Regions from separate parts of the Mus musculus genome. Here region 2 is linked to region 1. Evidence: chromatin loops called from intact Hi-C (ENCODE). Cell type or tissue: left cerebral cortex. All regions are shown on one strand. Each heading gives the region's core, and the rest is flanking DNA. Links, peaks and the distances in the headings are about the cores only. Region 1 overlaps Rab3c (RAB3C, member RAS oncogene family). Region 2 overlaps Rab3c (RAB3C, member RAS oncogene family).

Evidence for each region. A loop is a pair of places that touch in the nucleus more often than their neighbours do. Peaks named below come from ENCODE experiments on the same cell type or tissue, not always from the same donor. Only the 100,000 strongest peaks of a DNase experiment are listed, where the experiment ranks them.
Region 2: a loop joins it to region 1, with 2.0 times the contacts of the local background. A loop is called at or near these places in 2 of 42 quality-filtered maps.

Annotation. Positions count from the first base shown.
Region 1 is chr13:110,068,142-110,084,668 of GRCm38, reverse strand. It overlaps Rab3c (RAB3C, member RAS oncogene family), which reads left to right. Exons shown (of 5, transcript NM_023852.5): 4 at 415-539. Among named protein-coding and RNA genes, the nearest start is that of Gm32881, 70 kb to the right of the region's middle. In left cerebral cortex, for the core only: no CTCF peak of the experiment used is centred there; a DNase peak (open chromatin) is centred at 8,867.
Region 2 is chr13:110,119,162-110,135,688 of GRCm38, reverse strand. All of the region lies in intron 3 of Rab3c (RAB3C, member RAS oncogene family), which reads left to right. Among named protein-coding and RNA genes, the nearest start is that of Gm41057, 54 kb to the left of the region's middle. In left cerebral cortex, for the core only: no CTCF peak of the experiment used is centred there; a DNase peak (open chromatin) is centred at 7,859.

The sequences.
Region 1 (16,527 bases), core at 4,825-12,824:
CTCAAACTGGGAAGATCCCTGCCAGCTCAGCTTTACGATTACTTCATAACCAGTATAGATCCATAGAGCCGAGAGAAGTGGGTGTGATGGTGCTCATCTCACAGATACAAAATTGCTCTCGGTGTAACACCTACTGCCTTGACAGTGCTTCTCCAGAGCTGGGGCCAAACACAAAGCCTAGCCCATGCTATAGCCTCGTGTGCTCTGCCACTAAACTACACACTGAGCTCTGATTTCTGACTCTTGTCAAATCCTTGTAAGAATCTGAGGGTTGCAACTGCACTGGAATAATTAATTATAAATGTCAAGTGTCTGACTGGGCTTCGTTTTTATCTTGCTCACGCATTCTGAGACTTTTTCTTTTTTTGCTTTACGATTTCCCTCTGATCATTTTTGTACTTTTTTTTTTTTTAGGTCAACTCAGATCAAAACATACTCTTGGGATAATGCCCAGGTTATCCTGGCTGGAAACAAATGTGACATGGAAGATGAGCGGGTTGTCTCAACCGAGAGAGGCCAGCGCTTAGGAGAACAGCTCGGTATGACACAAGTCACAAGGAAAGGATGTTTGGTGAATGTTGTGCTGATCAGAGTCACAAGAGTGTGTGTGGTGTGTATGTATGTGTGCATGTGTGTGGTGTGTGCGTGTGTAGTACATGGTGTGTGTGTATTCAGTGTGGTATGTGTGTGTGGTATGTATGTGTGTGTATTGTGTGTGGTACATGTGTGGCGTGTGTGTGCATGTGTGTGGTGTGTTTATGTGATGTGTGTGTGTGCATGTGTGTGGTATGTACGCATGTATGTGGTATGTGGGGTATGCATGTGTGCATGTGTGTGTGCATTGTGTGGTGCGTGTGTGTGTGGTATTTGGGGTGTTTGTATGTATGATATGTGTGTGGTATATGTGTGTGATATGTGTATGGTGTGTGTGGTGTGGTATGTGTGTGTGTGTATGTGTGTGTGTGGTTGTGAGTGTCTGTGTAGAATGTGTGTTTGGTGTGTGTGTGTGGTATGTGAGTGTGAGTGTGTATAGTTTATCAAGAGACCTTGACAAACAACAGACCTTCTGCAAACCCTGAGTGTATTCCCTCTCATTTCCTGCAGCATTAGTTGAGTTCAGAAACAATTAGAAACAAAAGTGATGGTAAGAACCTAGTGTGAGCTCAAAAAAAAAAAATCCCAATTATTTCATGAGGATCCCAGGCCTGCCCTCCTTGCTCCCTCATCCTGTTCTGTGTTGGTCCAGACATATCATTCTTCGAGGAGTTGAGTACTTCATTGCAATCACTCTTGTTCTCTGGTTCCTGTTAAGGATGGTAATGGCAAAACACAGGTTCTGTTCTAGATTCTGTACTTCACAGCATCAATGATGAGCCACAGTAGTGTTAAAGAAGAATTCTTAGGAGACAAACTCATCTCTTGAGAATGTACCTGCTAAACAAAGAGCTCTTCGAGAAGACCTTCAATAAGATGGCATAGTGGAGTTCTAGAAATGGCCATTCCAAACACAAAACCTACCTGAAGATGAAAATATCACCATGAGTCAGGGGGAGTTTCAGGAGAGACCAGTGGCTGACTGATTCAAGACAGTTTTATTCAACACCTCTTGGATGGTTTGTGTCAGACATTATAGAGGAACAAATAATAATGATATGGAAAGACTAAGGGTACATATAATACAGCAAAACAAATGAAGAAACAAAAACAGGTCAGTGAGTTCATGATGTAGAGGACAGAGACAAGAGGAGAGCAACAGGAAAAAAGTGGGCAGAGGCAGGTAGAGAGAGAAGTCTACCAGCAGGGTCTGGGAGAGCAAGGGTGGGGCAGGAGTAGAAGATATCCAAGGAGAGATGATGCTGGCAGGGATGATGGGTAGGGCTGAACAGTGCAGCTTGGAGGAGGCAATTGATGCAAGAAGATGGGTTAAATAACAAGATACATTCTGATGGATCCCTAGAGAAGGAAAAAAAAGCCAATAAAAGGAGATGCAGTGTTATAAGTAAGGGCCACAGTGGAACACAGACACTGAAAGCAGGGAAGCAGCATTGATGTGAGGGACAATCCTGGTCCTGCAGCATAATACATAGGGAGAAGATGCAACAAGAGGTTTCCCAAAGTACCTTGGCCCCAGAAGACACCTCACTATACTCAGCATCTCACCCTTTCTCTGTCTGTAGTGGTGGCCTCAACTAACAGTTGATCTCAGTAATGAGGCACAACCCAAAACATGACCCAAAACATGTTATGGGTGATCAGAGCTTTGCTCTATTATTGGAAGCATGGAATGTCAGCACAGCCATTCCCCATGGGTAAGTCTTCCACTGGGAAATCTCAAGAGCTGAGCAGGGCCCGCTCTCCAAACTCTATTATTTCCTTGGGAGATCAATAAGCTCATTATTACACTGAAAGCTGTCACTGGATGACCAGAGAAACCAGTCTACAAGGCTTCCCCTGCAGCCAGCTATGAAAACATCACTAGACTGATATTTAACCTAGAAATGCTCCTTAGCCTCTATATTCTCCGTCATAGGACCCCTCTCCTCATGTCACCAGCATTGGAGAGCCTTAGAAGTCTGCTAGCATTTCCTAATACCTCAGGAAGATAGGAGTGGAGACAAGTAGGTCCTCTGTGTATGAGAGAAAAGGAACCTGCAGGGTGTCCCCATATGGCTTCCTCCATCTCCTTTCCCTGTCCCTTGGATTTATCATCTAGCTAGGCATATCCACCTGGAAGGAGAAAGGCTCCTCAGATGTGATCAGTCTTTATAAGGAAAGCTAAAAAAAATACGTGGGTCCATGAAAGATAGAATAACATCAAAAACAATTCAATGTCATTGTCAAAAAGAACCAGGTGATAGCTTTATTTTTTTTAACAACTTAATAAACAACTTGGGTGTTGATAAGATAAGATATGATGTGGAAGAGAAGTTAAAATAATGATGAACATATTTTTGGAAATACTTGTCCCCACATCTCTCTCCTGTACTCAGGATCTCACCCTTTGTCTGTAGTGGTGGCCTCAACTAACAGTTGATCTCAGTAATAAGGCGCAACCCAAAACATGACCCAAAACATGTTATGGGTGTACACACACATGCACACAAGAGCACATGTACCTGATATAAACACCCTCTCTAGTCCCTGCACACATGTGGGAAAGTTTCTCAAATTGAGGGATAGACAGATTTTATGCTCCTGTGCAAATTCATCCAATAGTCTCTAATTGATTTTTTTTTTGCTATGTAGTCAATAAGACTCTGCAGTTGTCATGACAACCAGAAAATGTGCCTACTTGGAGATCATTTGCCTCCCATGTGATTCATTCTCCTCATGACTACACACCCTCCACACATGATCAGGAGAGACAATTCTAAAAACTAAAAACTCTTCATCTAAATTACAAGGTTTTGAGAGGTTATACTTTTAAAATCAATTAGCAGTAAAATTCCATTTCTGGGAGATTCAGTATTCCTTTTCTACAGGTCATTACCACATCATGACAGATGGCTCTGAAAGACTCCAAGAGGAGCCCCTCGCTCAGGCCTCAGGACAATAGCGGACACCCAAGAACTCACAACAGACCAAGCTTGTTGCAAACCACATGAGGCTTTATTCGAGGAAAGCCAGAGCTCTGGGGACGACTCATATCCCACGCAGGGGTAGAGGAGTCGACCTTGAGGGGAAAGAGTTCCCAGTTTTTATAGGCCCTCAGGGGGGAAAGGAGAAGGGGGAGATTAGGGGATTTCCAGATCTAAACAATGTCTATTCTCAAGAAATGGGTATGGGAGGGGTACAAGGAAAGAGTCTAATGAAGGTGCAGCAATGGGCACACACCTGGTCAGAACATTGGCAGACACACAGGTTCCAGGAGTGGCCAGAGCATTGTGCACCTCTATTTTTCTAAATCAGTGAAGCTAGTTCTGCTAACACTGACGTCTATCTTGCCAATTTCAGGGCTTCTGTGTCCTTTTACATTCTGCCAGGATCTTTCAGTTCAAAACAGCTGCTTTGTTTATCTATTTATGATTAACTCTCCATTCTTGATAGTTACTTCTGTATATCAATTACTCACCCAAATGAAGGGACTGGAGGGAACTATAGTGTAGCTGACTATACCTGAGGCTGAGGTCTTTGGAATTCTTGTACGAAGGGTAGGTACTCTTGTCAATCTGATGTATTCTTTAAGTCACAAAACAAGTGTTTATTAGCTGTTTACAGTATCCTGGGTACTTGGCATGCAATTTGACATATGACCTTACCTTCTAAAAATAACAATCAGGAAACGTGTGGGTGCTATATAGACAATGAACATTTCCCCAATCTCCCTCTCTTGTATGTTTTATTCCATCTGGCCCTGAGATTGCAGTTCCTTGTCATTAATTCTGGGGTTCCTCATTCCTCCACCCTGTCCACCACTGGGTTAAGTCTCCTAGGTAGCCATAGAAATCTTCTTCCAACTGCTTCTTATATCCCTGGCCCGCCACACCCATCCTACATACTTCCTTGGAAGTTCCCATTCACCCTGAGGTCTTAACTCTACCTAACAACAGGCAAATCAAATGCCTTCAGGGAACCTATGGCTACAATTCAGGTTCCTATTTCCAGTTGGCTCATCTGGGGTTTCAAATGAATTTATCAGCACCATCACAAACTAACTGCTGACCTTCAAGTTTCAAAGTTAATCCCTAGGAAGTTATAGTATAAACAAAAACATTTGTAGTATCATTTTATACTAACTTTTAAATTTTTATTAGACATTTTCTTCATTTACATTTCAAATGCTATCCCAAAAGTCCCCCATATTCCCCCCCCCCACTTCCCTACCCTCCCACTCCCACTTCTTGGCCCTGGCATTCCCCTGTACTGGGGCATATAAAGTTTACAAGAACAAAGGGCCTCTCTTCCCAATGATGGCCAACTAGGCCATCTTCTGCTACATATGCAGCTAGAGACACAAGCTCTGGGGGTACTGATTAGTTCATATTGTTGTTCCTTCTATAGGGTTGCAGACCCCTTCAGCTCCTTGGATACTTTATCTACCTCCTCCATTAGGGTCCCTGTGTTCCAACCAATAGATGACTGTGAGCATCCACTTCTGTATTTGCCAGGCACTGGCATAGCCTCACACGAGACATGAGCAGAGTGTCTGAAGAGAGTGAACTACTGCTCAAGCTGAACATGACTCTGTGTCTGACACTATTCAACATTTTAACATTTAATCTATTAGAGCATAGCCTAGAACAACATAGGAAATGCTTTGCACTTTTAATTTACATAGTTAGGTTTTCTCTATTAGAAACAGACTCTGGCAGAATGTCACTTTTTATATCTGTGAATTCTAAGTCACATATACTCATTTGATAACTCATGGTTTGAGTAGACCGTCCATTCATTTTTTAAAAGAGGAGAAGGTAAAGCCGTAGGATGGGGTATTCTTTCACACAGCGGCATTTCTGGATGTGTGAGGTAGGACAAGCAGAATGTCATTGTTTTCCTGGAGATATAGAGAAATATATATATATATATATATATATATATATATATAGATAGATAGATAGATAGAGAGAGAGAGCTAACGAATGGGATTTGCCTCTGTGGACTGTTTCTCTACCATCAAAGACAAGAGTTGGTCACACTGGCCATGGGGTTTGAGTGTCCTTGAAGACAAGAGAACTGAAGGATGTGAAGTATCACTGACATCCAGATGGGAAAGTCTCCCTCTGGACTTCGGTAACCTTGACTCTGGTGGGAGCTGAGCTGGAATGACCCCCAATGGTACTGATTTTGACTTTAGCATCCTCATATATTTCCCTGAAAACCTAGGCTGCCATTGCTAGCCAAGGTAGGAAAGAGAATGGAGGGAGCTGTATGTGAAGTTGTCTACTTGTGGGATCTCTGAGCTTTGGGGATCCCTAGGCTAACCCTAAGGAACTCCCACCAGGGAAAGTTATCATAGCCATCTATCCCCAGGGCTAAGTTCTGCTCCATACACAATAACCTTAAAATAACCTCGAATTATGGAATAGATTTTTACTGAATTTACTTTCATCTTAAAATCCAGGAGGGAATTCAGGTGTGCGTGGCTAGTAAGCCTACTTAAACTCTTCTCCCGGGTCCTGTGATCTTCCAGTGATCCCATAATCCTGGGAAAGAAGCCAGGAATGGTTTCGTTGTTACTAAGAAAGAATCCTCCTAAATACAATCTTACTCGTGCTCAAATTTTCTCCTTCAAAATATATCCATCAAACTGGTACAGACAGTTTCAAGGAGACTTGGGGAGATCCAAAGAAAGAGAGTGTGGGCTGAGATGTTATTTATTAATCCAGTAAGGATGCAGAGAAATCCACTGAACCTTGATTAAAACCCATCAAACTAAAACCAGTAGGCAAGTGTTCTTACTAAACAGCCATTAGAGTCACACTATATATTCTTGATGGACATGGGAGAGTGATGCTTCGAAATAAAATTTGGGAACATGACACAGAATTATTTTCATTTATTCATTCATTCATTCATTCATTCATTTATTCAACCTTTAAGTTTTCCATTCAGTATTGTCAAGCACTCGTCACTAGAAAATTCTAGACTCCAAAGGGACACAATCACTTCATTTTTTTATTTATTCAGTTTACATCCTGCTCACTGCCTCCTACCAGTCACTCCCTCCCACAATCCTTGCCCCCACACCCCATCCCTCCTCCCTTTCTCCTCTGCATGGTGGGAGGACCCCTGGATATCCCCCCACCCTGGCACATCAAGTCTATGCAGAGCTAGGAGCATCCTCTCACACTGAGGCCAGACAAGGCATCCCAGATAGAAGAACATATCCCAAGAACTAGCCACAGGTTTTGGAATAGCCCCCACTCCAGTACACAATGACTTTTATAAGCCAGTCTATAGGTCTCCAACAGAATTAAAGACAAGTGTTAGAGGAGGTCAGGATATTAAGAACATGCCCATCCAGGGGCATGGAGGAAGGCCACGTTGAGAGTGTTTGCTGCAGGCTTGAAGACAGAAAATAGAATTTTCATGCATAGGCAAGGAGGTGGTGGCACCTTTATGAAGAAGAACCTGTGTGCTAAAGAGGCAAACCCGTGAAAAGATGACATATCAATGAGAGGCCATTTACCACTGAAGACACTGGAATTGGCTCTACTGGTTCTCACGAACCAGTGCTGGAGTTGAAAGAACAGGGTGGCAAGAGTGGATTTCATTTTGGACTAAGTAAAAAGGTAGCATTCCTAAAAGTAGGGTGTTTTTAATGTCAGGCAGCGTATAGGGAAAATTATTATACATACTTACCCGTATCTCAACATCAGTTTTTCAGATCTTAAATATGTTGTTCCAGCAGTACACTATATAAATTATAAAAGTAGTCTTCATGTATTAGGATAGTGTTGAATCTTCTAAAAGCTGGGTTATATAATAGTAGGTAATCTGCTGACACCACTGGTTAAACAGTAGATTGGAGGTAATGGACAGGAAGCATGGAATCCATCAGGAGTGGAGCATAGCACGGGAACATGGCCAGGGCATAAATCAGGACAACAGCATTACTCAGGGGACATTAAAAAAAAATCAGGCCAGCTCTCGATCGATGATAGATATAGATGTGTGTGTGTGTGTGTGTGTGTGTGTGTGTACGTGTATCACATCAGAAAAATCAGGATCTCTGAAATGGAGCATATTCTAGTTTGCTTTCTATTGCTGTGATAAACACCATGACCGAAAGTAACTTAAGGAAGAGTTGACTTGGCATAGCAGTTACAGTCAGCCATCAAGGAAAGCAGAGGCAGGAACCGAAGGCAGGAACTGAAGCAGAGACCATATTGGCTAACTTTCGGCCTTGCTTCTTCTGGCTTGCTCAGATACCTTTTGCATACAATCCAGGCCAACCTCCCTAGAGTAGTACTAGCCATGGTAGGCTGGGCCTTCCTAGGTCAATTAGCAATCAAGAAAATGGCCCACAGCCACACACAGAGGCCAGTCTGATGGAAGGAATTGTTCCAACGAGATTCTCTCTTCTCAAGCACACCTACATTTCTGTCAAGTTGGCAACAGCTGTGAGATACCATCCCTTGTTGACTGAATACACAAACGCATCTCTAAAGCTACAGCAGCTGGAGAAATGCATGCATCCCTGATGGCGGACTCCCTCCAAGATAACAGTCAGGTGGCATCTGAAGGTTTCATGGCTTTGACTTGAGAGTTTCAGGATGCTGGATCCTTGGAGGCCCTTTAGCCAGATGAGGATTCTATGTGTTGCAAGTAGCCACCGACCTAGTTCTTTTCTATGAAATTCACTTCAATTCTAAAAAGTTGGCTCCATTAAGTCTATTCCTGTATGACATAAGAAGTGTATATAAAAACGAAAGATGAATCTTAAGAACGAGCCACCAAGCCTCTCTGTGCACACATTAACTCTTTCTAAAGTAAAAGATGCTGCTGTTGTACACACACACACACACACACACACACACACACACACAACTAATCCAGTGCCATAAGCATCAGCTTCTCATTACAGTGTTAAGTTCTGCACACCAAGGACCATTTAATAATCTCAGCACCAACTCCAAAGAAGCACAAGCAGCCTGTGACAGACATGCTCCCCTTCCGTCCTTTTTCAAGCTCAGGCCATACCACTGCCTCCGGGCACGCCAGTTTAATGAAGGATAATTTTTTTTCCTTCAGTTTTTTTTTTAATTATTTTCTCCTTGGGCCTGCAAAACAATTGCACACTAAAGCAGGTTGAGTCGTCAGCAACTGTAATGAGGCTACAGCATCGCCCCGTGCCTATTTTTAAAACTCCAACCACCTGCTCCACATTCGCACTGACTGCTCTTCAGCAGTTTTTAAAGATTTATCTAAATCTTAATTGCCGGTGTTTAGGAAAGAACAGGGATTGCCAACTTCTGGATTTGGCAAGGAGTCGCAGCAATGCTATTTAAATGTTCTGAGTACCTGGCTGCACGGAGCCGTCTGTGGAAAAGTGCAGACACCCTACCATTATTTCCGCTGGCTCACATTCTTTCTGGCTAAGGTTTCCCAGGAGGTAGAAAACAGATCAAGGATACTCTAATGTGTTGGATATACTTAGATAGGCTTACAACCATGTATGAAAAAGGGACAGCTCCTGCATCCACCTTTTCCTAGTCCTTTGAGTTTGCCCTGTTATTAGCCTCATCTATGTCTCGTAACTCTCTGTCTTCCTTATTGGCAGCTGGAATTTAATCCTCAGAAAATACTCTTTTTTTTTTTCAAGACAGGGTTTCTCTGTATACCCCTGGCTGTCCTGGAACTCACTTTGTAGACCAGGCTGGCCTCGAACTCAGAAATTCGCCTGCCTCTGCGTATTTCTCCCGAGTGCTGGGATTAAAGGCGTGTGCCACCACGCCTGGCAGAAAATACTCTTGATGAACGGAGAGGCTGTACATTCCATGCATCCCACATTGCTCAGGATGGTCCAGCTGGTGCTCATTCATCTCCCAGTAAGCATCGATAGCACTCAGTTCACGCTCAAAGTAGCTCACTTTGAATGAGAGGCAATATGGAGGCTTGGCTGGTGATACCACACCCTGTAGGATCATAAGTGGCATACCCAATTTGCTCTTATATGTCAGGTCTCAAACTCTTAGACTACCCATGGAAAGACTTTTCAAGACCTTGGCAAAGCCCTGTTCTAATCATCATTGGTTTACTCAACAGAGCTAACCTGTGAAGCCCTTTCTTGGAAGAAAAAAAAAAAATCTTACTACTTCAAATCTCCACAACATTCGGCCGCCTAGGAAGCCCCCATCCCCTCCAAGAGCCACAGAGTAGAAAACTATATTTTTGCTAGAGAGATTCCAGTCTTTCATCCTGCTTAGCCCATCTCACAAATGTCCCCATCCTCTTGATTTCCTACTCTCACGCAGAACCCACCTTGGCTCCTTATCTCAGAGTAATCTGCCTGCTGTGCCTTTCTCAATGCTACACCCAGATCTAACCCGTGCAGCATTTAAAGTATGAATGAATGAATGAATGAATCCAGTTCGAGGTGAGAAAGGTCTGTATAAACTACTGACTTCCAGTTTCTTTTTCTCACAACACAAAAGTGTTAAGAACAATGTTACTAAAATTTTAAAGCTGAATATAAGAAATGTAAACTGTCTCATTTTAATTACCAGCACTGAAAAAGAAAAGAAAGGAAAACAAACAAGCCTCGACTCTTCTAAATCAGTTTGGTGTGTTTGGTTTTGGAACTCAAAAGGGCTCAAATCCAGGATGGGCTAAGACACCTGGCAGGGGTCCAGATCTGTTTATTAGCTTTGCACCCTGGTTGGTGTGATTTTTCCTTTTCTCAAGGTAAAATTATCATAACTGACAGTGGTAGATAATAAATCCCACCAACTAAACTCACGGGGGACTGATTTCTAATTAAAAATGCTTATTATTATTTGCCTCCAAGAAATGTAAATGCCCCACATTTGTAACTGCAGATGTAGTTGACTTAAACGTGGTATTATTATGTCCCAGTAAACCTATCAGTAATTTGAAAACATCGGAGGCTACCAATGCATTCAATATGCTTAGCCTACAAACAGCATGCCTCTTTCTTTGACATGTTCATTCCAGTTAAATCAGTCTGCATCCAACATAAATCCTATTCTATATTAATCTTGGATCTCTCATGTAATTTACTGAATACTGTTCTGACATTTAGAAGAAGCACCATTTTTTCTAAACGTTTAAAGTAAACAAATTGTCAGCCAAACCATCCCGATGATGGCTTCTCACTTATTTCTTATTCTAGTGGTTGCCTCTAGTGACAGGCTCATGACATTAAGGGAACGCTGTTGAGCAGGACAGGCTCACTCATCCTCTCAATCGCACAGACAAAGCTGTGCGTCCGTCCATGTAGTTTCATCCAGACCCGGTCTCCGCTATTCTGCACTGCAGGAGTCTGAGGCTGTGTTTATTCCTTTTCCTTCCCCTTCAGGAAGTTCAGCGCCATCATCCTCTGATGGTCTCACCTTGGAAACTTGTGGCTTATTAGATCACAGGGAGAGAGAGAGAGAGAGAGAGAGAGAGAGAGAGAGAGAGAGAGAGAGAGAATGCCCTCCATGTTGGGAATTTGAGAGACACCCTTATTCCTTTATGGATCTGTGAAAGGGTCCCAGTCTCACCAGAAGTCATTTGTGAATGTTATGTGGGGAGAGTTGCTTTCTGCAGAATGTTAACCCTGCGTACTTTGTGGCGCTTCCTAACTTTGTTCTCAACAGGGGACTTTCTCTAGTCTCTGAAACCCAAGTCCTAGCACGAAGCTCTGTTTGATGCTGGCATATGCTTCATCCCCCATGTACATAGAAACCGTGGTATTTCGTCTGTGAAAGCCATTCATGGAAACGTCCCTGCTCCGGCTAGATCACACACCCTATCCTGACTTTCTCTTCTGCCCTTAACTGTAATTAGTTTCCAATCACCTGGATTGGCAGCCTCTGACAAGGAAGCAGTTGTTTGTTTAAAGGAAGAATTCTAAAGATGGCAAATTTTCATCTCCATCTCCTCTGTTCTAGGAGAACAAAGACAAAAAAAAAAAGTCTAAATATAAACCATCAAGAGAACATATGAATTAACTGAATTCTTCAGAATTTATCACCATGAAAAATAAATGCATTTAAATAATGCTTTGTGCAGCTCTCTGTGTCTGCTCTGGACAGAATGAACTGCCTGCGAATGGAGCTAGAGTCAGATTTTCTGGGGAATTTTCTGACTTTTAGAAACTGCAATTATGGTAAATTTGGTTAAAATATCAAATCCAGTTGCACCAAAAATGTCTTTATGAAAGCCATCCCTTTGTAAAATAAACATATGCAAATCAGAATTCCTGAGCATTAAAGCATGTTGCTCAGGCTAGCTAAGAGTCTCCACCACTGTTTTTATGAGGCCAACAGAGATTATTCCATTGTCTTTGGGCCTAAACCTGCCAGAAGACATAAAAGTCATTAGGAATGTTCTGGAGGAAAGTGCCTGGGGCTGTGGAAACAGACTCTAATCTTTGCCATGGTTTTCTACATGTGCAACATGTCTACACCGCTCTACTAGAAAGTGAATATTTTAAAGGTGCTACTTCACAGTACTGTCTGGATCCAAAGCAATGGAAACCAATGTGAATAGCATAGCACAGCAATCTTTACATGGTGCTCCACAAAGATCACCCGTCTGTGGATGTCACAATGAAACCTCATTCATTTGGGCACTGCTACTTGAAAATGTACTTCAATAGCTGCTCTGTTTCCTAGGCCTCTCTCCCGGCAAACATAACCTGCTAATTGATAATGCACATAAATGCTATTGGCAAATTGAAAATGCTGTACAAAGAACAGTTATTGATGTTCATGTTACCAGCCCCTTAACAGGCAAGGGTGGGAATTGTCTCCTTTATCATTAAAAGCTTAATGCAATGTTAAGAAGTTACAAAGGAAACGTTTCGTGGATTTAAAGGAACCCCACTTGGAAAATCCTTGGCACTTCTGTGCACACTAACGGTGGCTCTTGCACCTTGACTGACACTCATCTCTCTGAAAGCTCAGAGAGAGTCTTGACTTTCTTACCATTTAAGAGGTTTAATATTTTAATGTGAAGCAAAAGTTATTGGTGGGAGTTGAATAATTCTACACTTCTTCCTATTGTTCAGAAATGCCTTTCCTCATGGGTAAATAGGACTGCTTTGGGTTTTTGATATAACAAATTTCCCACAGGACAAATCTGAAATGATATGATATGGAGTTCCATGCTTGGTAAACTCCACCTAGAAATAATGCAGCCGACAAAGTGCTTGCAAGTTCGGTCGCTTCATAACAAAGAACAAAGGAATAAGTGATTCTTTCCCCTTCCGTTTCGATCTGCCAGCTTCTCCCAACCAATTAATAGCAATCAATCCTGTAATTAGCCAACATCTGCTGGGCACCTGCTTCTACTAGATGCTGTGTTAGATATTTCCAGGGATAGGGGGAAACCCCAGGTGGGATGCACAATTTAACTGGAGGACAAAATGTACCTAGTAGAGGGGACTGGAAGGGATAGAGAGTGATTGGCTCTCCTCCTGGGCACCATGAACATGATCTAGAATTGAATCCTAGTGTTTGTCCAACATTTTATCCTAAAGGTTGAGAATTATAGCTTCCAAATTACTAGAATGCTGAATTTTACATTGTATCAATTTTGTAACTGAGGTACCCAAGGAGCTGAAGGAGTCTGCAACCTTATAGGAGGAACAGCAATGTGAACTAACCAGTACCCCCCACCCAGAGCTGTGTCTCTAGTTGCATATGTAGCAGAGGGTGGCCGAGTTGGCTATCAATGGGAGGCGAGGCCCTTGGTCTTGCAAAGATTATATGCCCCAGTATAGGGGAATGCCAGGGCCAGGAAGCAGGAGTGGGTGGGTTGGGGAGCAGGGTGGGGGTAGGTTTTAGGGGGGGTTAGGGATAGCATTTGAGATGTAAATGAAGAAAATATCTAGTAAAAATATAATAAATAAATAAAAGTTCTTTTCATTCTCAAAAAAATAGAAATTAAGTCCAAAGTATATACTTGAAAATAATTACTAGGGAATTGGAAATGTTCAGGGTGGGTGGTTCACCACAAAAGACCTTAAAGCTGTTACCCAAGGGAACTCGGATTTTTCTAGAAGGCTTCAAACTGAAATAGCCACAGGGGATGAGCAGGTGGCATAAATAATTTAAAGAGTGAAGCAGCCAGGTGTGAAATTTACACATGATCTGTTTGTTCATTGGATACACAGGGGGAAAGTTCTTACATAAACAGTGGATGCTTTTGCCTTTCTCTGTGTAGCTTCCACCTTCCCACCAATGGTAGAGATATGGATGCCAAGGAATCCACTAAGAGCACAAGGACAGTGGACAATTGCAACATCAATCTCATGTCAGGGACAACAGGAAGGGCAGGGACAGTGGTCAGCATCCAGAGAGAGGCTCCATCAAGGATGTCAGAAACAGGCTCATTGGGTTGAAAACTTCAAGTTTTAATGATATTTCCCAAACGTGAGTATTGTTGAGGAGCAACACTGACAACATGTTCAGCAATTCAAGAACAGGATGTGGGTGTCAGCAGCAACATAAAGCAGGCACACACTCACACACTTACACACTCACTCACACACTCACACACTTACACACTCACTCACACACTCACACACTCACACACTCACATACTCACACACTCACTCACACACTCACTCACACACTCACACAGTTACACACTCACTCACACACTCACACACTCACTCACACACTTACACACTCACTCACACACTTACACGCTCACGCACACACTTACACACTCACTCACACACTTACACACTCACTCACACACTCACACACTCACTCACACACTCACTCACACACTCACTCACACACTCACACACTTACACACTCACTCACACACTTACACACTCACACACTTACACACTCACGCACACACTCACACACTTTTACACTCACTCACACACTCACACACTTACACACTCACTCACACACTTACACGCTCACGCACACACTCACACACTTACACACTCACTCACACACTCACACTTGATGGACAAAGCAAGCTCCAACAAGGTCCAACAAACAATTTCTAACAACTTCACACACACACACACACACACACACACACATATATATATATATATATATACATATGTATATATATAGATATATACATATGTATATATATATAGATATATACATATGTATATATATATAGATATATATACTTACAGATTGGGTGGGTGGAGCAAAGCTCCAACCACTTCACAAACATTCACAGACACATGTTTTTGGTGGGTGGAGCAAAATCCAATGAGCTGGTTTCAACCACTTCACATACATTGATATGTACACACTTACATATTTGTGTAGGTTGAGCAAATACCAATGAGTAGGCTCCAACAACTTTATTTTGCCTCCCACAATGTATATATCCCAGAGGAATCTTTCAAGCAGTATAGAAATTACAATGTGATTACATTCCATTTTTCCTTTAGTGAATGATTATGAAAAAAACACTTCACAGCACAAGTAAAGAAAACAAATTTCTTGGGATCCAGGAGTTGCCTCACAAGCCACGTGAACTCCAGTCTCAGACAGGGATACGTATTGAGCATTCACCCCAGGATTGATCGATCAGGGCTATAGACCACACTCCGGAGCTGACTGTGACACTGAGTCCAGATTCTACAGGACTTTTAAGCCTGAAATCTACAAACACCTGTGCCAAGTTACTCAACCAACCAGGATTTAAGGATAGAGGATTTTCTTAGGAGCATGTCTTTGTTGTACACTTATCCTGTGCCAATTGGTTGGGGTATTCGGCTGTGGCAGGACACTTACCTAACCTAACATTCATGTTCTAACTTGCCAATCAAAATGTCAGCTACCCATGTACATGTCTCTTTCTGTCAAGCGGAAGTTCCCATGGAGGCCTTGGAGACTCAAACTTACTCTATCCCTACTCAAACTGGAAGTCTTATCCCAAATAGTTTCTTATATTGGCTCAGGTGTCTCTCTTATGTTGGGGTCCAACCCAGAGGCAGCTTATAAAATCAAAAACCATAAAAGCATAGACATAGGTGCAGGAAGTGTTACCTGGTGGTTGCTTCAGGTCCAAGCTTCTTGTGGCTAACTCTACAAAGCTGTTCTAATTGACTTCTGTTGTGAATGGCTTTCAAGAACACCAAAGCACAAAACGTCTTAGTAACAGCTATGAGAAGGTTTCCTCATGACATTAGTAATGGCACATAATGGCAGGCTTACAGAGGTAACATTTTACCTAGGCCTTAACAAAATTATTCCCAAGAACCCACAGACACTCATAACTAAGCAACTTGTTACAAATTAACAAGGCATGAGCAAGCAAGGTAACTTTCTCAGCAGGTTTCTCCTACTGGCAGGCAGCAATTTCAAGTTACAAAGAAATGATCGATTATTTTCTTATTTATCTTAAAAAGCAGTATTATAAAAAATTTAAAAAGCACAAATCTAAGCTTTTAAATAAATAAAAAAAAAAACAACAATCAGTCATTTCTACTTTAAATCCTCATATTTCACATCTACTCACCAGCATTTTTTTTTATTAAATCATAACAGGAAGCTGAGGGCAAGGATGGATACAAGAAATGATTATCGCCTAGATCACCAGTCGAGCCTCAGTAAGAGTCACATCAGCCAATGCTAGTTAGACTGCCATTGTTCTTGTTCCTTGACCTCAAAAAGTCCCTAGCTCGATTAATAAGAGTGTGCTTTTCTGAACTTCAAATTGTTCCCTAAGGTTTTCTGTGTCCACTAACAAAACTATCATAACCTAGCTTCAGTAACAATTTGTTTTTCCAAATGTTCTTTCTAAGGGCGATGGTCATCCCTGAAACTCTAAAGTCCCAAGTTCCTTCCCAGAGTCATAATTGAATCATTAATCTGCTTCAGCAGCAATGTGATTGTGAGTGCCACAGACACTGCCCAGTGAGGGGCT
Region 2 (16,527 bases), core at 2,920-10,919, 53 kb before region 1:
CCTCTACAACCTCAAAAGGTTTCTCAGAGAAGCAAGACTTATCTCAGATATTACATTTTCAAAGAAGCTCTACAAAATGCTTTACAAAAATCTGTATTGTTGCATCTGTACATCAAATAGCAATTTGTGTATACTCTTCCATTTTAGTACATTTAACATTTTTATATGTGTATATCTCTCAAAGACTGGAAATTTCTTGAAGCGAAAGGGCCACGTTTTATGCAAAATTCTATTGAGTTTAAAATCCCTTATTTTTTGTTCAAAGCCTCCATGTTGTGGCGGCTTAATTGATGCTTACTGGTTAAATGAATCGATATAATGCAAATTAGAATTCTGTATTTCTACATTTAGAAAAGTCTTAAGTCATCATTTTCCTGCCTGACAGAATTTTATTATCTGTTCCCTCCAAACCTCCCAGGGATTAAGAGAAAAGATTAACAGCAGCATTTTCCATTAGCTAAGTTAGCAGACATTTTCTCTGAAGGTTATATAGAATCTTGCAATAATTCCTCAGCTGCTTCATAACTTATGAGGAAGCTCACCAGCATTGCGCATTCCCCGAGTGATCAGCTTTACAAACTGCAAATCATAACCCAACGGCAGCCTTTGGAAAGAGAACCATCTCTCCAGGTTATCTGGGAATTGGTCACTTCCTCTTCTTCCTCTTGCACAGTGGAGCCATGCCCTTATGAACAAGCAATAAAGGCCAGTGCAAGCTAGGAGTCCTGACTAATCCAACTGTTCCTGAGTCCAAAAGCTAAAGACAAGGACAAGCTCTAGAGAGGCCTAGAGGATTCAGATTCCTTTCTATTTCCTGTCCTACTCTCATGGAAAAATCAAGAACGCACGTCAACATTAAATAAGAAATGACGTTGGGAGCTCAGTCTTGCTTGCCAGCTTCTCTACCATTCATACCCAACCAGAGCTTTAAGACAGTGAGTTCAACCCATATTTCCCTATATCCTACACTGAGACTTCTCTCCCACGTTCCCTGTGTCTGCCAGGCTCGTGGCATTTCTGCTCAGATGATCCACAAAGAACTCTCATTCAGCATGTCCAAAAACAAATTAATCATCCTCACTTCTAAGTCTATTGTGAGTCCTCTCTTGCTTGCCTGGTTAATTGTACCATCACTCTTCCGTTCAGGCAGGATCGAAACCCAGGGTCATCACTGACAGCTCTTGCTTTCCATCAGCAGCAACTGTGTGCTGAATTGTGCTCGCGCCTCTGCTAGAGCACTGAGAGCATCTCATGCATGTTTACATTTTTATTTCACATTTTGCTTTATCCGATGATTATTACATTTTGCATTCTTAGAATCCTGCGTGATGCTTCATGAACTCTTAGGCAAATGAATAAATCAATGAATAAAAGATTATAAGTACATCATTTCTCCCTTCCATTTCCTTCCTCCAAAGCACTCCATATTTTTCAAATGTATGGCTTCCGTTTTCTTAATTGTTGATATACATCAACATATATATCACATATGCATATAACATATATACCATATATGCATATATATCCCATCCATATAATATTACTTGTATGTGTGTGTTTTTAGGGTTGACCATTTGCATTTTTTTAAAGAAAGTCATACAACCTAGAAGTTGACAGTCATACACTTGAAAAAGAATGTCTCTCTTAGTGCTAACAGAACAATCACAAAGACAAGCATGTCTCCTAGCTGTCTAGTTTTTCTTTTAAAGGTTTATCCTTATTCTTTCTAAGTATGTGGGGGTGGCTGGGTGTTGCTGTACACATGCTCACAGAGTCAGATCCTGGTGAATCTGGGGTTAGAGGGAACTGTCAGCCACAGGCTGTGGTCCCTGGGAACAATGGAGTCCTCCACAAGAACAGTAATGCTGCTACCTAGTGGGCCTCCTCTCAAACCTCCTCACTTGCTCTTATCCTCTATATCACTCAATGTTTCAGCCACCAGGTCCAAACTCTTATAAAACCAAACTTAAAGCCAAGCATTTATAAAACTAAACTTGAATTAACTCTGAAACTCAGGAGTTTGTCAGGATCAACCACAGTGAACTTTAGACTTGTCAGGAATGAACCGCTCTGCCTGGCCACTGGGTTTCTTTCTAGTTCTCTAAGCCACACTTGGACTCAGCTTCCTGGTGTACTTCCAGATCAGACTTGAGCAAGGCTTAAATATATATATATCTCCTCTAAGTGAGTTAAGACCTAGTAGTGGTTTATATATGCTTGGTCCAAAGAGTGGTGCTATTAGGAGGTATGACCTTGTTGGAGTAGGTGCATTACTCTAGGAATGGGCTTTAAGACCCTTATCCTAGCTGCCTGGAAGTCAGTCTTCCACTAGCAGCCTTCAGATAAAGGTGTAGAACTCTCAGCTCCTTCTGTGCCATGCCTGGATGCTGCCATGCTTCCACCTTGATGATAATGGACTGAAACTCTGAACCTGTAAGCCAGCCTCAATTAAATGTTGTACTTATAAGACTTGCCTTGGATCAATTCGCATTCTTCTACATGATAACTATAATAGCCAGAAGCTGGAAAGAACCCAGATGCCCCTCAACAGAGGAATGAATACAAAAAAATGTGGTACATTTACACAATGGAGTACTACTCAGCTATTAAAAAGAATGAATTTATGAAATTCCTAGGCAAATGGATGGACCTGGAGGGCATCATCCTGAGTGAGGTAACCCAATCACAAAAGAACTCAAATGATATGTACTCACTGATAAGTGGATATTAGCCCAGAAACTTAGAATACCCAAGATATAAGATACAATTTGCTAAACGCATGAAACTCAAGAAGAACGAAGACCAAAGTGTGGACACTTTGCTCCTTCTTAGAATTGGGAACAAAACACTCATGGAAGGAGTTACAGAGACAAAATTTGGAGCTGAGACAAAAGGATGGACCATCTAGAGACTGCCATATCCAGGGATCCATCCCATAATCAGCCTCCAAACACTGACACCATTGCACACACTAGCAAGATTTTGCTGAAAGGACCCTGATATAGTTGTCTCTTGTGAGACTATGCCGGGGCCTAGCAAACACATAAGTGGATGCTCACAGTCAGCTATTGGATGGATCACAGGGCCCCCAATGGAGGAGCTAGAGAAAGTACCCAAGGAGCTAAAGGGATCTGCAACCCTATAGGTAGAACATCAATATGAACTAACCAATAACCCCCTCCCCGGAGCTCGTGTCTCTAGCTGCATATGTATCAGAAGATGGCCTGGTCGGCCATCAGTGGAAAGAGAGGCCCATTGGTTGTGCAAACTTTATATGCCCCAGGGCAGGGGAACACCAGGGCCAAGAAGTGGGAGTGGGTGGATAGGGAAGTGGGGGGGAGGGGAGTGTATGGGGGACTTTTGGGATAGCATTGGAAATGTAAATGAGGAAAATACCTAATAAAAAATTAAAAAAAAAAAAGACTTGCCCTGGTCATGGTGTCTGCTCACAACAGTAAAACTCTAACTAAGACAGTCCTTACCTACTAGTTTGTATGATAACTGAAACAACGTAATGGAGTAACATCATCAAAAATCTCTACTATCTCCACTTTCCCTAACAGTCCCAATGCAAATTATCTACTGTAGGTTTTACTTAAAGTTTCTTAATGCCTGGCTTAATACATTGTATGCAGCATTTAAGAAGCAATTCTAAATGTGAGTGCCACTCTTATTATATATGTAGTCGCTAGGCTTTGACAGAGAATATTAAAAATATAGTCCTGTATTTGTGCACAATATATTCTTTTTAGTGGCTATTATAAGCTGTTTGTTTTTCCCCTAAGTCAGCACAAACTTGAACAGAGCATTCTTTTCCTTGCTTGGAACTCATTTCAATGATAATAACCATTTTTAAACTTTGCTTTTCTAAAGCAAATTATAGTTAATGGCTCTGGAGTATTGTGAGAGTGTATGCCACACAGAGGACAAGTAAGGCAGCTTGGGGCTGGAGTATTAGCTCTGCCAGGGGACAGCATTCTCAGCCTGAACAAAAGCCAGGAGAAGCCTTTCTTGGAAATGGAAAATGGGAAGGTTTGCCCTTATAAAAAAAAAGCCCTTGACTTGGTTAAGCCCTGAGAAGCTACTTATTTCCATTGTTCCAGTTCTTTCCTGGACTTCCAAGAGAGCAGACTGTTGACCTGCAATCCTCCATGACTGTGGTTATTCTGTTTGCTTCTGATACACGTGTCTACCCATGTAGGCCTGGCATGTCCGCTATGTCTCCCAACCCTCTTGGTTAAGATTAATTTAGTGAGATCTCAGAACCCATGCTCACATGCTTATAAAGCAGACGTTCCTCTAATCGAATCTGTAACAGCACAGGATTAGAAGAAAACTTTCTATGAGGTGCCCATTGTATGTATGTATGTATGTATGTATGTATGTATGTATATATATAATATGCCTTCAGAGTATGTACATATATATTCAAATTTTTATGTGTTGAGAAAATTCAAATTGCCATTTAAGTCACTCAAAATGATGCATAGCAAAAACATACAAATACAAAAAAACACGTACACATTATTTAAAACAAAAAGATCTGCCAACTCTTAAAAAAAGATCTTGTATTTTTTTTCAAGTATTATATTCTTTTTATCAAAACATATTATGGTTGAGTTGAGTAATATTTTTGTGACTGTAAAGCTAATATGAGTAAACCTAATATGAGAATATAATGATAGATAGATAGATAGATAGATAGATAGATAGATAGATAGATAGATGATACATGATAGGTAGATAGATAGATAGATAGATAGATAGATAGATAGATAGATAGATAGATAGATAGATAGATGGATGGATGGATGGATGGATGGATGGATGGATGGATGGATAGATAGATAGATAGATAGATAGATAGATAGATAGACAGATAGATAGACAGATAGATGGATGATAGGCCAGTAGGTAGATAGATGATACGTAGATGATAAATAAGTAGATGATAGGTAGAGAGATAAATAGATAATAGATAGAAAGATGATAGGTAGGTAGATGATAGATAGATAGATAGATAGATAGATAGATAGATAGATAGATGATACATGATAGGTAGATAGATAGATAGATAGATAGATAGATAGATAGATAGATGGATGGATAGATAGATAGATAGATAGATAGATAGATAGATAGACAGACAGACAGACAGATAGATGGATGATAGGCCAGTAGGTAGATAGATGATACGTAGATGATAAATAAGTAGATGATAGGTAGATAGATAAATAGATAATAGATAGATAGATGATAGGTAGGTAGATGATAGATAGATAGATAGATAGATAGATAGATAGATAGATAGTAAATAGATGATAGATAGATGATAGGTAGGTAGATGAGAGAGAGAGAGAGAGAGAGAGAGAGAGAGAGAGAGAGATTGTATTACTTTCACAAAGCCCTAAGGGAGCCAAAGCTGTTTTCTGTGCAGGACATGCTCTAGATAAAATGCCCTTAAAATAAATATTCTCCTGAGGAGCTGTGATTTATGGCATTTTCCTATGGGCATGCTTAGGCGGGGATGGGAATGCACTGGGAGATTAAACATCAAAAACATCTCTCTTCTGCCATTCCCCTTTATCATGTAAAAATAAGTTCCTTTAGATGTCATAAGCACACCAGGAGCCTTGGGAAATTGCTTTATTTGACTAAATGACATTTTTTTCTATGAGAGATACAGAATTTAGACATAAAATAAAATAAAATCCTCCTAAAAGAGACCCAAAATAGAAACAGGAACTGTCTTCTCCTGGGTCAGGAGTCTAGGAGTGAATATGAAAGGAATGCTTAGTTGCCTGGGATATTGTGCCTGGTTCTCATTTCCAGATGAAGGTAAAGGGATGTCCAGGCTCCACTGTGACATGTACACATAGACTCAGCCCCCCTTTACTCTAGTGAAGTTCTATCCCTCTCTCTCTTGTTTGAAAATATTTCTTAACAATAAACTAGTTAAATAGCTTTGCCTACCTCAAACGCAAGAACTGTGATATATGATCAATTACAGTCTTGATATCCTTCGAAGACTTGATCCCAGCCTATGATGTTATTGGAAGGTAGATTTTGAAGATGGGATCTACTGAAAGAAAGTTGTGCTACTGGTTGTGTGCCCTAAACAGAGATATCAAGACATTGAAGAACAATAATTTAGAAAGATCTGTGTAAGTGCAGAAGAACCAGTCACCTCAGGACTTTGTTAAGTGAAGATCCGATGCCTTAGGTCTGGAGTATCTTCTCAAGGCCCCAGGTGTCTGTTGCTAGTGCTGGTACCTGAACTATACATGATGAAGAGAGATGCATCAAAGGATGTAAGAGATTACTTAAGGTAACATTTTCTTTTATGGGAAGATTTTAAAAGTCTGACAGAGACATCGCATGAGGAAACAGGAATGATGTCAGAATAGAAATGTCAGTTCTCCCTGGGTTTCTAACACCACCTTACCTTCAAGTCTGACTATACTTTTGGATATCAAAGACACATCCAGATATCTTAGCTGGGTAGAAGGGCCTGGCTTACCATCATCCTTTTCCTTGTGGTCTTTTTAAAGATGGCTGGCAACTCCCCGAATGGAAAGAATGCAATCCCCGGTCTCTCCCTTCCCTTTCCAAGTACATGATCCAGGAGAATTTCTGCTGCCTCAACTCTTCTCAGCCTGGGCCTCCTCAAGTCTCTCTATGTATGTCTCTGCAAATTCCCTAGATTCTCTGAAGATTTGGATTTTGGAAAACAAACCAACAAATGTACACATTACTTGTCTCTGCCCAGGGTGAGGGATGAGGAGAAGGGCAAAGGCCCAACTCAGTGTAAGAGAGCACGCATGAGTCCATGTGTCAAAGCATGATGATCAACTTATGTGTGGGAAATAAACACAATGCGGTTTATTATATGTCCCATACCCCAAATAGCAAATATCGTGCTGATATTATGCAAGAAGTCTTTTGGCGACAGGGAGAAAAATGGCGAATATTATCAAGATGACAGTGAAACTGTAGTTAATTTATTTTTTTTTTCTGAACTTCCAAGTTTCCTAGAAGAATGTTCTGTCTATATAATTTTTAGACTATGTTTTGAATTATTGAAGAATTTAATTTCTTGGCCTTGGACTAGTTGGGGTAAAAACTGGGAAAAGCAGTCCCACTTCCATCCTGACCTTAGGGAGCTGTATCTGCCATTCACTGAGCAAAGACTCAAACCGCCATCATGTGCCATGAGTGGCAGGCGTGGTAACAGTAGCACTAATGAACAGATAATTTCTCCTTGTAATCTTTGGTGGGCATAACCAGGCTGTAGCAAAGCCTGAGAATCCATCAGCGAAAATCGGTCCCTTGTTATTCAAGTCAAAATGCTAGTTGCTAGCAGTAAGTGCGGAACACTTCCCTCTGCTGTTGTTGTTCAGCAGGGAATCCAGACATCAAACCTTTCACTTTTGAATTTAAAATTGTTTTTATTATTACAATGTGTGTATGTGCGTGTGAGTATTTGTGTGTGTGTGTGTGTGTGTGTGTGTGTGTGTGTGACAACAATGTTCTGTAGTAGATTCTTTCTTTCAACCATGAGTTTCAGAGACTAATGAAAAGCCTTACTTTCTGAGCTGTCTCCCTAGTCCCAGCCTTTATCTCTCTTTACAATATTCAGAGTTTGGATACAGAGAGCAGTGGGAAGGTTGAGTCAGGGGAAGACAATTCTACCTGCCCTCTGCTAGCTCCGCATTAGGTCGCTGTTTCTTTTTCAGGCCCGCTGCTAGCAGTAGGCCAGAAAGCTTTGATCTTAACGGATGGGCATTTAACACAGGCTGTTCCCTTGATGTGCACATTTAATTCAGCGTGTTCTGCACAGTGCTCCAGCCTGGCATTTTTCCATATAAGGAGTTCACAGCATCTTCCTGCAGCACTCCTGCCTCTGTCTTGAAATGCAGCCCGAGATGGCTTTGTGTTTGCCGCACGTGTTGTAGGCTGAACACCACAGCAGCAAAGCTGCCGCCTCCTCTTCCAAATCCTTCCAGGTAAGTGGGGTGCATCCCATGGCTGTCTGTTTCCCAAAGGACAACTCGATGAGTCGGGTTACTTTATATTTTAATGTGAGCGAACGAGTTACAATCTGGTTTAATGATGTTTGTCTGTCGGCTTATATCAGAACAAACCAATGCCTTTGTGTGGGTATAATTTTCTCTTTGGGAAAGTGTTGTTAGACCCTGCTTTGGGTGTGATTTTAAACGGAATTGGTGAACACTGAAGACACTCTTTTCACGGGAACGTGCCCTTTGGGTGCACTAATGAGAGGTCTGGTGTAGAATAATACTTGGAGCCAGGGAAGAGGAGTGTTTCAACCTTAGGTGTAATGTTCTCTTATAAATAAATGCCGCCCAAGTCTATGTAGAACGGCATTCTCATTGAAAGGAGCCATAGCTTTAAGTGGGTGGCTGCATTTGAGGTCTTAGCTCCAATAGGCAACACTCCCCAGAGAAATCTCACATTTGGTATGATTGTACATAAAGGTGTCACGCTCGATTCCCCACTGTTTCTCCTGTCTAATGCCTGTCAAGGTTTTGCAAAAATATCTCCAAGTCCAGATGCGGCCATCATAGTGAAGGGACGGATGAGTGAGGAGACTGAAAAGTAGAGTCTGGGTTTAAGAACCAACACAGCGCACAGAGAGAGTGGAGTGAGAGAGCCTAAGAGCCTGCAGCCTCCAGGAAAGAAACAGTCACTAAAGGGCATGAAAGAGGGAGGTGGCATTATAAAGACAAAATTGAGGGCATGGCCTTTTTTTTTTGTCTAGAAAAGGCAAGCAGCAGCATCTCGTTTGCTGTATCCTATTGCTATCTTGCTTTGGGTACCAGATACCTCACTTAGGATCCAATCTTTGCACAATGGCCAGGGTGAGCCTATTACAAATCCCTGCTGGCGAATGGCAGAAGGGTACGCATGATGTGTAGGTCTACTTAAGGATGGATGAGGCCCCTGAGCGGATGCTCTTTAGATGCATTCAATACCTGTGACTGCGTGCCTACGTCAACAGTCAAAGCAAAACGTTGAGAAGCTCCAAAGAGGCTGCATATTCAGTGACATATTCAGTGGCATATTCAGTGACATATTCAGTGACATATTTGAATTATCTCGCCTATTGCTCATCGTCTTTGAAAGTTAGTTTAATTCTAATTTTTACAAAAAACCAAAAAAAAAAAAAAAAAAGACTAAGGAAGTTAAGAAACTCAGCCAGGGACACATGGCTAACTAAATGGAGGAAGCAGGGTTCGAACCTCAGGTCTATCTTAAAACTCAGGTCTATGTTTTGCCCACTTTGAGGCAGTCTCTTCATCTAACTGAATTGTTCATTCAAATATAAGATAGGAAAGACTTAGCAAGGGGAGATACAATAAGATAATATTTCTCTTTGAAAAATTGGGAAACTCACTTGAAGTTCAGAGTGTTTTAGATCCAGAGCCGGGATGTTTAAGTAGGTAAAACCTTGCCAGAAAGGCTGGATTTTGATCCCCTTTGTTGGTTTCACGTTGTAGCAATCTGGGAGAATTAAAAACATACTGATTTCTCATCTCTACTCCCAGAACTTCGTATTAAACTGGAATGAGATGGGGTCTAGACATCATTTTTTTTTATGCTTGCCAGGTGATACTAATGTGTAGATCCTAATGTGTGAGCATTTGTGCTTACAGCCTCTCCTGGAGCCCAGACCCCTTTATTCAACATTCAACTGATTCCTAGCTTTCTGTGCCTTTATGTCATTCTACATCTCAAACACAGTGTGTCTGAGGCAAACTTTCTGCCTTTTCTCTCAAACTTGACCCTCTTTTCCCTATATATCCTTTGAGAAGAAAATGTCAAGCACTGTTTATGGTGTTGAATGAAATAAACTTACTATTCTAATATGTTCATTTTTAAAAAGAACTCAGCCTAAAACAAAATACAAGGTTAACCCATGGGTGGATTCTTTGTAAACCCATAGTTTCACCTTGGGATTTTCAAAGTCTAGCAAGTTCTAGCACCTGTTAATATTGGAAGTGTTGGGAGAACTTTCTCTTGAATCCCAAAGGGGGATAAAGTGCAGACATTAAATGTTCTACATCAGAAAGTTACTTAAAATTTGCATTATTCATAAAAGTAAGCAAGCCTATCCATTTCAAATAAGTGCTTATGGTTGCTTACTTCTAACATTTTTAGACTATTTACATTCCTAGAGATAGAACTCTGGGTTTCAGTGGGACACAAACTCCAATGGTCTCCATTCTCAGGAAATGAATGAAATGGATTAAATAAAATTATTAAATTTAATGAAACAGTAAAAATGATACACGGCAGAGAATGGCAAACACTTTACAGGAAAACAAAGGCTGTCTTTCCGGGGCTAGTTTTTCTATGCTAAACACTCTGTGGAAGCTTCCAGTCAGGTAGGGAAGATAAGAAGTCCAATGGCTCAAATAACTACAGAGTACAGAGTTGGTCTAAGCAACTCAGAAGTCAGTGCCTGACAACCAAGGTCTGTTTCTCCGGATTAATCGTCTCTCCCTCATGCTGCTGCTGCCCCTCAGGGCCCCTTTGAACGCTCACCATCCCCCTCAGCTCTTAGTCCAGCCAGGTCATCTTCTCTCTTCTAGAACTCTCAGAGAGGCCTAGTATTGGATCTCACTGAGATTACTTCTGACCGGCAGGAACAGGCTTGTTCGACAGGTTCACCCCTAAAATCAAAAGAGAGTTAGCCCACTCAAAACCACCAGAGACCCTACAAAGGGTACATACACAGGGAAATGTGGGCTCTGTTGTAGGAGGAAGAGTTAAGAGCTGGGCTCAGCACGTCAGAAATCTCCTTGGAGTCTGTAGGTACAGGGAGAAAGATTCCATAGCCATCATGGTAACAAGATGGTTACAAAAGTTCAACTATGGATGAATCGTGGAAGATCGACAGGGCTGTGGGAGACTTAAAAAAAAAAATAAAGTTAAGTTCTTAATTTCCAGTGGCAGTCTACCTATGAAGGTTATCACACATCTGTGACCACACCCCTCACCACACTAAGAAGCCAAGTCAGTGCTTGTGTCAAAGTGTTTCGGTTTCCCAGTTAAAGTTCCTGTTTATAATGAAAGAGAGAATACATTCAGATACTCAGTTATCAGGTCTCTACCTTCAGATTCTAGATCTTTTGAGCTGAGAGCCTCTCAAATTTGATTTTTTAAACAAAATCATTGAGATATTACCATGAAATTCTGAAAAAAAAAGTACACTTAAAGTGATTAAACCTAATTTTTTGAGCTCCTTCTATTACATTATAAACTTCTTCATCAAAGACACCATCCATGTCTTGTGACTTCCTAGGTTTCTATCCCAGCAGCAGACTCAGAATAAAATTTCACTGAATTTTGCTTAGCAAACATTTTGGTGCTTGCTGCGCCACAGTGAAGAATTTTGTGTCAAGGAAATGTCTCCCTCTGACATTACCCATCCCCACAATTTATACTAGTTATTCAAGCAGCGTATACTTTTAAGAAGTGGAGATAATATTGGCTGGTAATACAATATCTGTTAATAACATTGTGAATAACAAATGAAATTGGGTAGCTGGATCAGGTCTGTAAATATCATGCACTGTGCAAATAAGTGTGAGATAGTGTTAGTGTACCGTTTTGCAAGTCATATCTTCTATAAGGAAATTGGATGATAGTGATAGAGCCTTTTATTGCAAACTAGCTCCATCTCCTTTTCATTAAACTGACATCAGAACTTATTACAATAATTTAGCATCATGGGTATTGTTTTGTAACTGCTTGCTGCAAAAAAGGATACAAGGTTGGGAAGTTCTACCCTGTAATAGCGCTAGGAATTAAGAGAAGGGTAAGGCAGAGTAGCCCTAAGCAAGCAGCAGCTAAGCACTGTGGGAACTTAAGGGGTAAACTTCTATATCACAACGTGAACAGGGAGGATTCTGAACCTGGTGTGGTGGCTCACGCCTCTGCCTGTAATCCCAGGACTGAGGTGGAGGCAGCCCCCTCCGGACTTTGAGGCAAGTGGGTTCTAGGCCAACCAGAGCCAAAAAAAAAACAAGAACCAGTTTTTAAAAGTCTGTGGTAACTGAATAAAAATGGCCGTTCTCATGGATTTATAGAGGTGATCAAAAACAGACGTGAGGAGAAACCCTGAGTGTATGGGAGAAAGCCGGAACTTGAAGATAAGGAAAGGGGGAAATGGGAATGTGAGAAGGGAGGACAATACAAATACTATAAGAGCAGATCAGGCTCAGATCCACAGGCCACAGTGAGCCGCAGACACACTGGCTGGTGAGAAGCAAAGGGAATGGTAGGGACACCAGTGACCCTATGTATGTGACATTAGTGTGGTCTGCTTCCTAACCACATAAGTATTCTCATTGACAATTATGATGAATGAATAATCAGAGCCAGACATATACTTGGTAAGAATGTTTCTTATATTGACCATTGTGTTTAAATAAATTATTATTATTATTATTATTAAAATATCTTCAATGGAAACATTCTAGTAAATACTAAATTGTTCAGTAAATGGAGTTATTGTCTTGATGTGCATATGAAGAAAGAAGGTGTGTGATATTTGTCTTTCTGAGATTGGCTTTTTCCCCTTACCATGATGACTCATTGTTTATATTTGAGAATGTCCTCTCTCATGATGGGAGGAAAATCCATGGCCTAAACAGACAAATATTTGCAGTACTTTGTAGAGGACAGACACATGGCCTCAAGGTCGTCAGTAGGCCTCGGAGGCTTTGCCAAATGTTGCTTCCACATTGAATAAGCCCTCAAGCTTACCGGCTTCCTGGATCCCTTGGAACTCTGGATATACAACAGCAACGAGGAGATTTTCTTGTAGATTCCCATGTAGAGAGGTGTGTTTCTGTTTCTCTGATGTTTCCTACTATAAAAGTTGAAGGTTTCATTTTTGCCTTTTGGCACTGCCAAACTTTAGAATGCATGAATACACATAGCTATACAAATATACACATGTGTATGCATAAGCTGACACATATGGGCCACCATGTATAACATATATTAATTCTTCCCAAACAAGAGGCTATTGCCTCTGGAGTGGTTGACTCAGAGGGTCTAGATGAAGCTTGAGTACCCACCCACATTAAATTTTATTTCCTATGTATTTATTTCTGTGTTTATTCAGCACATTGGAGGGACATACAAGTACACACATACCATGGTGTGCATGGGCGAAGTCAGAGGACAACCTGGGAGTCTCTGTCATTTCCTAGTGATTGGGTGCACCAGGCCAGCTGGCTTGCAAGTCTCCAGATGTTCTCCAGTCCGCACCTCCCATGTCACAATAGGAACACTGGGATCACAGTGGATTATACCAGCTTTATGTGGGATCTGGAGACCTTACTTGTACACAGCCAGGACTTTACCCAATGATCCACTTCCCTGACCAATAACCTATGGATTTTATAATTTTGTTGATGCTAGTCCAGGGTGAAGGATAGCTAGTGGCAGCATTACATTTTTCTAGTTTCATGCTCATACTTCGTGACTTTTATTAAGTTTCTGTGATCTTGACTGGCATCCCATATTGTCAATTGACTCTTTGTACTCCTTTTTAATCTTGGAGGGACAGAATTAGGTAGGATTTGATCCTTAAGAGAGGCTAAACCTTCCCTCATGTCCTAAAGCCATAATTTCTTCCCAAGTTTACATGCAGGGTACAGAGATAAGGCTTGAGAGGCCATCAATTAGGTGTCAGATTCCCAGCATGGTGTGGACTAGACCTTCTGTTCTCCCAGAGGGATCACTAGGAAGTCCTCCACACCAGCAATGTAGTTAAACATCACAGTGCTTTTCGCCGCCTCATGTGCAGCTCTATATCCTAACAGCTTACAAGACTGTTAGCCCAGATAATTCCCCTTCTTTGTTTTTCAGGCCTTCAGAAAAAAATAACTGAAAATTCTGAAGGAAGGATTAATTAAGGCATGCAAAATGTAAAATAAAATAAGACACAGGGATTTCAGGGCAGCACAATACTTAGCTGATTTTGCTAACTGCAGAACAGGAGGAAGCAAAGGAGAGATCAGCACTGTTGTGGGTTTCTAGATGCTCTGCTAACGCAGGAATCCTCCAACCTGGGTTACAGATGCTTCTGTCAGTCGGACTTCAAAAGTCACTTTTCGCTGTCTGTGTCCTTACTATTAAGTAACTCCAACACAACTATTAACCTGATATGCTTGATTCTTTCATTAAAAAAAATTGGGGGGGGGGCGGTTAACTTTTATTTTAAAGCATTCTAGACAAAGGACTAAATGGTGCTTTAATTTTTCACACTTCTGCAGAAGAAGCCTCTCTCTGTTACAGATGAAATAAGTGTCTCAGAGAATTTTCTTAAATTAGTTAGCTCATAATGCGGTTCTCATGATGTAGGTTCAAAAGAATTTCAAAAGATTTCCCCTGGAAATCTGCAGGGAGCGCTGATATCTTCCCGGGTGATCCCTTGATGAGTCAAGACAACTCAGGGCTCAGTACTGGTAGCAAGCAGTTAGGTGGGCATGTTGCTCATGTGACACTAAGGAACGGCTGGGGTGCTTGTCTCTCACACAGCACCACAACTCAAAGTTTAGGGTATAGAGAATGTCCTCATATTTTGTTCTGTCTATATATCACTTGAACTCCATCACTACAGAATTTAGATGGCAGAAAGCCTTTCCCCAGACTACTACTCTGACCTGCTGTGTAGCTTCCAACCAGAAATATTAATTAGAGTTCCTTGAATTCAAACAGGAGTTTACTAGATGTATATCGAATGCATTTAGATGAAGGACTGAAAAGCAACTGTGAAATTTTCAGAGTGTCTGGCAAGACGGCTTAATGGATAAGAACACTGAGCCCACACACCCACAAACAAACACCACACTCTCACATACACACTATGGCCCTCACTGGCATATATATTGGCATGGGAAGGATTATGGGTATGACCTGTTCCAGTAGGTGGGTCCTTGTCAGAGTAGGTGTTTTCTTATGGGAGTATATGTGACCTTGGTGGAGGAGGTGTGTCATTGGGAGTAAGTTTTGAGGTTTCAAAAGTCCATCCTAGACTATGTGCTCTCCATCTCTGCCTACAGATCAAAGGATGCAAAGCTCTCAGTTTCTGCTCCAGTACCATACCTGCCTGCTGCCCACCATGATGACAATGTATTAACTTTCTGAGAGTATAAGCAAACCTCCTATAAAATGCTTTTTTAAAAAGATTTATTTATTTATTTATTTATTTATTTATTTATTTATTTAATGTATATGAATACACAGTAGCTGTCATCAGACACACCAGAAGAGGGCATCAGATCCGTTTATGGAAGGTCATGAACCAGCATGTGGTTGCTGGGAATTTAACTCAGGACCTCTGGAAGAGCAGTCAGGGGTCTTAACTGTTGAGCTAGCTGTCTCTCTAGTCCTTCAATTGTTTTTTTTTTTTTAAATAAAATAAAATAAAAGGTGCCTGATTATGGTATCTTTGTTTTTCCACCTCAGAACAGGTTTATTGCCACAATAAAGTTCTATATTCAAAGTGACCTAGACCTTAGTCTATACACTATAATCCCAGGATGTAGGAGTTTGAAGCAGGAAGACCATAAATTTGAAGTTAGCCTTGGCTACTATAGTTCTAGGCCACAATGGGCTGTGATCCTGAACTACAGTGACTATCACCAAAGAGCATAGTGGCAAAAGCCCAAACAAGACCACCATGCTTCTCTGTAACTGACGTCTTGGTAACTGGCTCTCATATAAATAAGGAAGTCCACATTGGACACTAAGTGAGTGGCCTGCTTTCTGAAACTTTAATAGTTTTACAAGTGAACTGAGACAGGCATGACTGAATCCTGGCGATAGGCCACTGGAGATCTGGTATCAGATATCAAGATGCCATTTTGTGCACAGCCACTGTGATGCCATAGTGTTTCTAGATCATAATGTTCCCATTATCAGATTCTAAACATACCACAGGGATGTGGGTGGGGTCAGAGGTTAGCTTGGATGCCTGCTGGGCTAGAACAGATATCAGTCCAGCATGCTCATTGGACAGGGTACCATGTCAGCCCAGATTAAGTCCTTGTGAATCTGTGCATAGGACACCAACAATGGGTGGGTTCCTCTCTGTGTCCTCCAAATCCTGCTCCAAAGTTGCCTCCATCTCACATGCTGTCTGCCCCAGCCCAGGACCCCCAATTGTGGTATCTCTTAACAGCAACAGAACAGTAACTAAGACACAGACACACACCATAAAGACACCAGAAGGAAGAGGAAAAGAAAGAAGATGAAGAGGAGGCACAGACAAATGAAAAACAGTATGAGTTATTTAAAAAAAAAAAAAAAAACTCCTTGAAAAAAAAAAAAAAGAAGAAAAGTGTGGCTCTTTCTATTATTCTTTCATCCACAGTGTATGGTGATTTTTGTTGAAGGATAGAACTATAACCAGAAATTTCAATGACATTAACACAAAATGAAAGATCAACAGGAACGATAACAGTAACTGTAGGAAGTTATATG